Linked DNA regions of Homo sapiens: region 1 is linked to region 2. Evidence: chromatin contacts called from ENCODE Hi-C or POLR2A ChIA-PET data. All regions are on one chromosome and are shown on one strand. The core of a region is the stretch at or near the end of the contact, and the rest is flanking DNA. Distances in the headings are between cores, read along the strand shown.

Evidence for each region. Hi-C counts contacts between places; a loop is a spot of excess contacts on that map. ChIA-PET counts read pairs that join two places held with the same protein, here RNA polymerase II (POLR2A). Pooled maps may share reads with other maps.
Region 1: a loop to region 2 is called in a map of IMR-90, with 6 times the contacts of the local background. The contact joins the promoter of LINC02168 here to the enhancer-like site in region 2. A Hi-C loop is called at or near these places in 14 of 168 maps with a recorded cell type or tissue (Calu3, IMR-90, endothelial cell of umbilical vein and 5 more), 5 of 37 single-sample maps with no recorded cell type and 26 of 50 pooled maps. POLR2A ChIA-PET finds 5 or more read pairs at or near these places in 1 of 52 experiments (activated T-cell).

Annotation. Positions count from the first base shown.
Region 1 is chr16:50,805,383-50,808,279 of GRCh38, forward strand. It overlaps LINC02168 (long intergenic non-protein coding RNA 2168), which reads left to right and starts at 1,290. Exons shown (of 2, transcript NR_146573.1): 1 at 1,290-1,425; 2 at 2,036-2,247.
Region 2 is chr16:50,587,855-50,590,830 of GRCh38, forward strand. The region is part of intron 3 of NKD1 (NKD inhibitor of Wnt signaling pathway 1); the gene reads left to right. Among named protein-coding and RNA genes, the nearest start is that of NKD1-AS1, 24 kb to the right of the region's middle. RefSeq lists an enhancer at 253-838. Within about 2 kb of position 1,302, at least 9 of the 41 ENCODE cell types and tissues checked have a DNase peak (open chromatin) inside an H3K27ac peak, as active enhancers do.

The DNA of each region.
Region 1 (2,897 bases), core at 40-2,539, 220 kb after region 2:
CACGCAGTCATTAAATGGCCCTTCCCAGAAACAGTTTGCTTACCTTTGGCACAGAAAATGGTAAAATATAAAATAATTAGGAAGTAATGAGTTGCGAGTATTTGTTACCTTTATTTTAAGTATAATTTCATTTTAAGTTTATATAATTTGTAAGTTTATATACTTTGTTAGCTTAATAATTCAATAATAGATCCATCCAAGAACTGACTCGCAAAATTCCTGAAAATTTAATAATGGGCTCTTGTGAGCCATGGATGCCAGCTCCAGTTTACTTCTGCCATCATCTCAAACACACCTACAGGCACATATAGACTCCTGTGCGCTTCATTTTCTCCACAGCACTGATCCCCTGGCTGCATGGCTTATCGTGGGCTCCTCAGGACCTCCCCTAGTCCCTTTAATTGTCTTTCCTTACCACCTTGATCAGTGCCTGGCACAAACCTCCCGCCTCAGCCTCCTCAGTAGTTGGGACTGCAGGTGCACACCACCATGCCCAGCTGGCTTTTTACATTTTTGTAGAGAGGGGGCTCTCGCTATGTTGTCCAGGCTGTTTCAGCCTTTTATTCGTGGAAGCCCCACTGTCTATTGTCAGTGTGCTCAGAATTAGATTACTGTCCCCATTTCTTTTGAGAAAGCACAAGACGTCTCAGTCTCTAGTTCCCCAAATAATGCTTCCTCTCAGAAGTGGAGACATCGTAGGACTCCCCTGCTAGGGCTTTGATGAACTTTGAATGAAACCATGCACGGAAAGTGCTTATCACAGTGCCTGGCACTCCGTAGCCCCTGAGTAAACAGCAGCCACCAGTGGCAGCAGCAGCAGCATTAGTACTAATATCGTAAACATGAACTTGAGAGACAGGGTGCAAGTCTAATCAGCAGTTCTCTTTCTGCCTCTCATCTCCCTCCACGATCCTATTTTAAGCCACACTCTTTATCCTTTAGATGGTTTTATGAGATTGAGATTTTTCTCAGGCATCTTGTCCCTGAGTGCAGCAGCGCCATCTTGTGGTCATTACTGGTTATGGCGCTGTCCTAGATCTAAGCTCCCAAACTCCGAGCCGCAGCCAGAACCCAGGCTTGGGAGGCAGCAGGGATTTTGAAAGCCAATGTGGCAGTCGGGCCAACACACCAGATTACACACTACACCCTAAGAGGGTTTAAGTTTCCTCTGCGTCATTTCGGGACAGCTGCTTAGTGTTGACCATTTCTGTTTGTGGCTGTCCTCTCTCATAATGGGCTCTGTCTTGCCCTTTCTCTGCATCTGCTGCTCCCTCTGTCTTGAGCTTTCAGGCACCGTCTACAAACGGGGTTTAAAATGAGCTAGCGCCATCTACTGGGCGAATGCCGTAAGGTCGGTTGTGAGGTCCCGGAATCTGCAAAGGAATGAATGAATTACAAATCTGTGGCTTTATGGGGGGAATGTCGGTACGTAATAGGATTCTGATGTCACCTCCCTTTATTTGCGACCCTTTCTCAGTGTAAGCCTCATATCTACTGTGTTAACTTTAGTACAGGTTACTTTGTCAGGATCCCAATGTGAAAATCAACCACACTGTCTTCAGTGCTTCCCAGAGAGGGGTCTTTGGACCAACCTGCGTCGTAGTCATCCAGGGACATTTAAGAATGCAGGCTCCGGCTGGGCGTGGTGGCTCTCACCTGTAATTCCAGCGCTTTGAGAGGCTGAGGCGGGCAGGGCTTGAGGCCAGGACTTTAAGACCAGCCTGGGCAACACAGCAAGACCTTGTCTCTACAAAAATACAATAATAACAATAAAAATTAGACAGGTGTAATGATGCACTTCTGTAGTCCTAGCTACTTGGGAGGCTGAGGCTTGAGGATCACTTGAGCCCAGGAGTTGGAGGCTGTAGTGAGCTATGATCACACCACTGCACTTCACCCTGGGCGACAGAGCAAGACTCTGTCTCTAAAAAAGAGAATTTGGTCTTGGAGGCCCTGTGCAAAATCTACAGCATCAAGCTCTCAGGGTAGGGCCCTGGAATGTGCATTTTGAACACTTCCCCCTTTTCCCACCAAGAGAATCGGGCACACGCTGAAGTGTGAGAACCACTGCCATTATGGAGAAGAGGCTTCCCGCCCCCTCACCTGCCACTCTAGAAATCCAGAGAAGAGATTCCACTTGGATTAAGACTTGCATAAGTGGGGAGTTGAGTCCAGTCTCTTTCCCCCACTGCAATACCCTGTTGCGGTGACATGTAATAATAATAAAAAGACTTGCATGAACTCCTTTCTGTGCAAATGAGAGCAAGCATCTCTGACAAAACCACAGTGCCCCTGTCGCTCATTTTGTGTGTGGTTTCAGTGATAACAGACCCAAAGTCCTGGGACCAGCATCTGGCACACCATGGGGGCTCAAATGGGTCACTACTGCTGCTGTTACCTGTGTGAGGCCGGCTGGAGGCCTCCTCAGCATTCCTCACCCCCTCCCATCCACCTCTGCTTGGGAGGTGGGGGAAAATGGTTTATACTTTCATATCAAGGCTCGGCCTGCCACCTCGGGCCCTTCTCCCAGAGCAGGGCTCACTTCAAGCAAAGCACACAGCCATGTTGGAAAGATTCCAGTACTGAGGTCACCCCCTTCCTGGGTGGCACCTCTCTGAGCCTCAGTTTTCCCATTCCTAATACAGAGAATTGTATTAGAGTCTGTGCTGTCCCTTCCAGCTCTGACGTTCAGGGTGGCTCAGTGCTTTGGAAGCCCCTTCCCCATGTGGCACTTCCATGGTGTCTGGGTCTGGTGTGTGCAGAGACCCCCCCCCTCAGAATGCTGATTTCTCTTGCTTTGGTTCTTTCTCTGCCTGCTACCCCTAACCCATTTTGCACAAATTGTGAGCCATGTAGGTGCCCGATACACGAGTGCTTGGTTTTCAAAAGCCTTCATA
Region 2 (2,976 bases), core at 52-2,551:
GAACTGTGCATACAAGGGATCCAGGTTGTGTGCTCCTTATGGAAATCTATCAAATGCCTCATGATCTGAGGTGGAACAGTTTCATCCCGAAACCGTCTGCCGACCCCTCTCCCTTTGCCCCCATCCATGGAAAAATTGTCTTCCATAAAACCGGTCCCTGGTGCCAAAAAGGTTGGGGATCACTGCCCTAGTGCAGATGTCCTCAGGGCAGGTGTGGCTGATTTGGGTGGACAGCAAATGAAACGGGAATGGCTGGTGGCCTGGTACTGATGGGATTCCTTAATGTCCAGGCCACATTCATACATGGAAAGGAAAACTTACACCCTTCAGTATTTTGTTTATTGCTCAGTTCATTCAACTTACATATCTAATAGAGGAACCAGTATTTCTTAAAGATTTAAATGCTGATTTCAAGTTAACTTAAATAACTGGGACTGAGACTGCAAGTTTAGAATGACAGGTCACATACCCTAACAGCAGGTAACGGTAGTTATCAGCTTGTCTGCCCTTGCAAATAAGCCCATGCCAAAGCTATGCTGTTGAGGCTATAGCTTTAATCCATTGTTTTGCCATTGTTTCTGCATCTGACCCCACTGGGCTGAGATCTGTTCTTGGCTGAAATGAAGCAGCAGCTCAGCAGGGTGGCTAGAGCTCAGCCTCATGCCCAGGTAGGCTGGGTTGAAATCCCAGTGCTGCCACTTGTTAGCTACTTGTTCAAGTTTCTTTTCTTTTCTTTTCTTCTGCTTTTTTTTTTTTTTTTTTTTTTTTGACAGAGTCTTGCTCTGTTGCCCAGGTTGGAGAGCAGTGGTGTGATCTCGGTTCACTGCAACCTCCACCTCCTGGGTTCAAGAGAGTTCTTCCACCTCAGCTTCCCGATTAGCTGGGATTACCAGCGCCCGCCATCATGCCCGGCTAATTTTTGTATTTTTGGTAGAGATGGGGTTTCACCATGTTGGCCAGGCTGGTCTCAAACTCCTGACGTCAAGGGATCCACCTGCCTCAGCCTCCCAAAGTGCTGGGATTACAGGCGTGAGCCACCATGCCTGGCCTCATATTTCTTAACTACTGTCTGCCTCAGTTTCCTTGTTTGTAGAATGGGGAAGTAGCAACGTCTGCCTCATGGTTGTTGTGACGATTAAATGAGTTATAAACATGGGGCGCTTGGGAGGGCATCTGGCACATGGTCAGTGCGGCACACCATTTGGTCTTCCTATTTTGCTGTGACCTCACTGTGCCTAAAGGAAACCTAATGTCCTCTCCGACCCCAGCACTCAGATCTTCCTCGTTGCGCGGTGACTCTTGGTGAGCCTTGGGCCTGGCTGCTTCTCCCAAGATGGTTTAAACTCAAGCCCCTGTTCTTTAGACTAAGTTCCCCTTTTTAATACTATTTCTCATAGAACATTTCAGACAGACACGAAAGTAGAGAGAATACGGAAATGAGTTTCCTCGCGCCAGTCCCTCAGACGCAAGCACCAGTCGAGTTTCTTGACTTCCTTTTTAAGCATTAAACTTCACTGGTGGTGAAAAAGAGCTTTTTAAGCCCACGCCTTCCTCATGGGTTTTGTTTGGTTTTGCTTTTCTATAGCCCAGCATGCCCTGAGGTGCTGCACGGTGGAAGCTCTGGGCAGCTGGCACTTGCAGCCCACTCTAGTCAGCCTGGTCGGGGGCACCATTAAGACAGGGCTGTGCCTTGCTAGTTCCAACCTGTAATTAGTGGAGCCGCCCCGAGGGTTCATCCCTCCAGAGGTGGTGGCCCAAGTCTGGGTAGTTCACGCTCCCCTATAAAGGCAGCGGGCAAATGGATCATGTTGGAGGCCTTTGCTGAATGCTTTCTTTTCTTTTCTCTTCTCTTCTCTTCTCTTCTCTTCTCTTCTCTTCTCTTCTCTTCTCTTCTCTTCTCTTCTCTTCTCTCCTCTCCTCTCCTCTCCTCTCCTCTCCTCTCCTCTCCTCTCCTCTCCTCTCCTCTCCTCTCCTCTCTTTTCTCTTCTCTTTTTTTTCCTTTTCTCTTTTTGAGACAGGGTCTTGCTCTGTTGTTCAGGCTGGAGTGCAATGGCACCATCCCAGCTGACGGCAGCCTCCCATTCCTGAGCTCAAGCAATCCTCCTGCCTCAGCCTCCTGAGTAGCTGGGACTACAGTTGCATGCCACCATGCCAGGCTAATTTTTAAATTTTTTGTAGACAGGTCTTGCTATGATTCCCAGGCTGGTCTTGAACCCCTGGGCTCAAGTGATCCTCCTGCCTTGGCCTCCCAAAGTGCTGGGATTACAGGAATGAGCCACTGTGCCTGGCCCTGAACACTCTTTTGACCTTGATACTATAGGTGACCTCTCCTGCCAATCCAGCTTTCCCATTTTTGGAGGAGGCCCAACCTTTTCCAGAACTCTTGGGCTTAACCTCATCTCCCCATACTGATACTTTTGTGTTTGTTCAAATAATATTAGAACACATCAGATCCTCATGTAAGTCTGGCCTATGCCTGATGGAGGAAGAAAAAAATCCCCACATGTGTTCACACCCTCCTATATGTTAAAACCAACGAATGCTAAAGATGTTTAGAAACAGTCATCCTTCTTTTTCTTGAGATGGTCATCCTTCTTTTACATTACAAGTGTGTCTTTATGTACTTTATATTCACCTTCATTTTTATTTATTTAACAAGCATTTATATGGTGCTTCTAAGGAACTAGGTATTGTTTTCCAAGCGCTTTACAAATGTGAGCTAATTTAATGCTCCCAGCAACTCCACAAGGCAGATATTATTATTTGCCCATCATACAGAGGAGGAAACTAAGGTACAAAGAAGTTTATTAGTTTGCCCAGCATCACACAACCTGTAGGTGACAGAGCCAGGACCCAAGCCTCAGGCCATGTGGGGGCATGGTCTGGGCCCCACACCACCTGGCAATGCCGTTTGCTCCTTTACTGCCATTATGAGTTTGTGGCCATTAGCATTAAGCCTTTTTTTTGTTGTTGTTG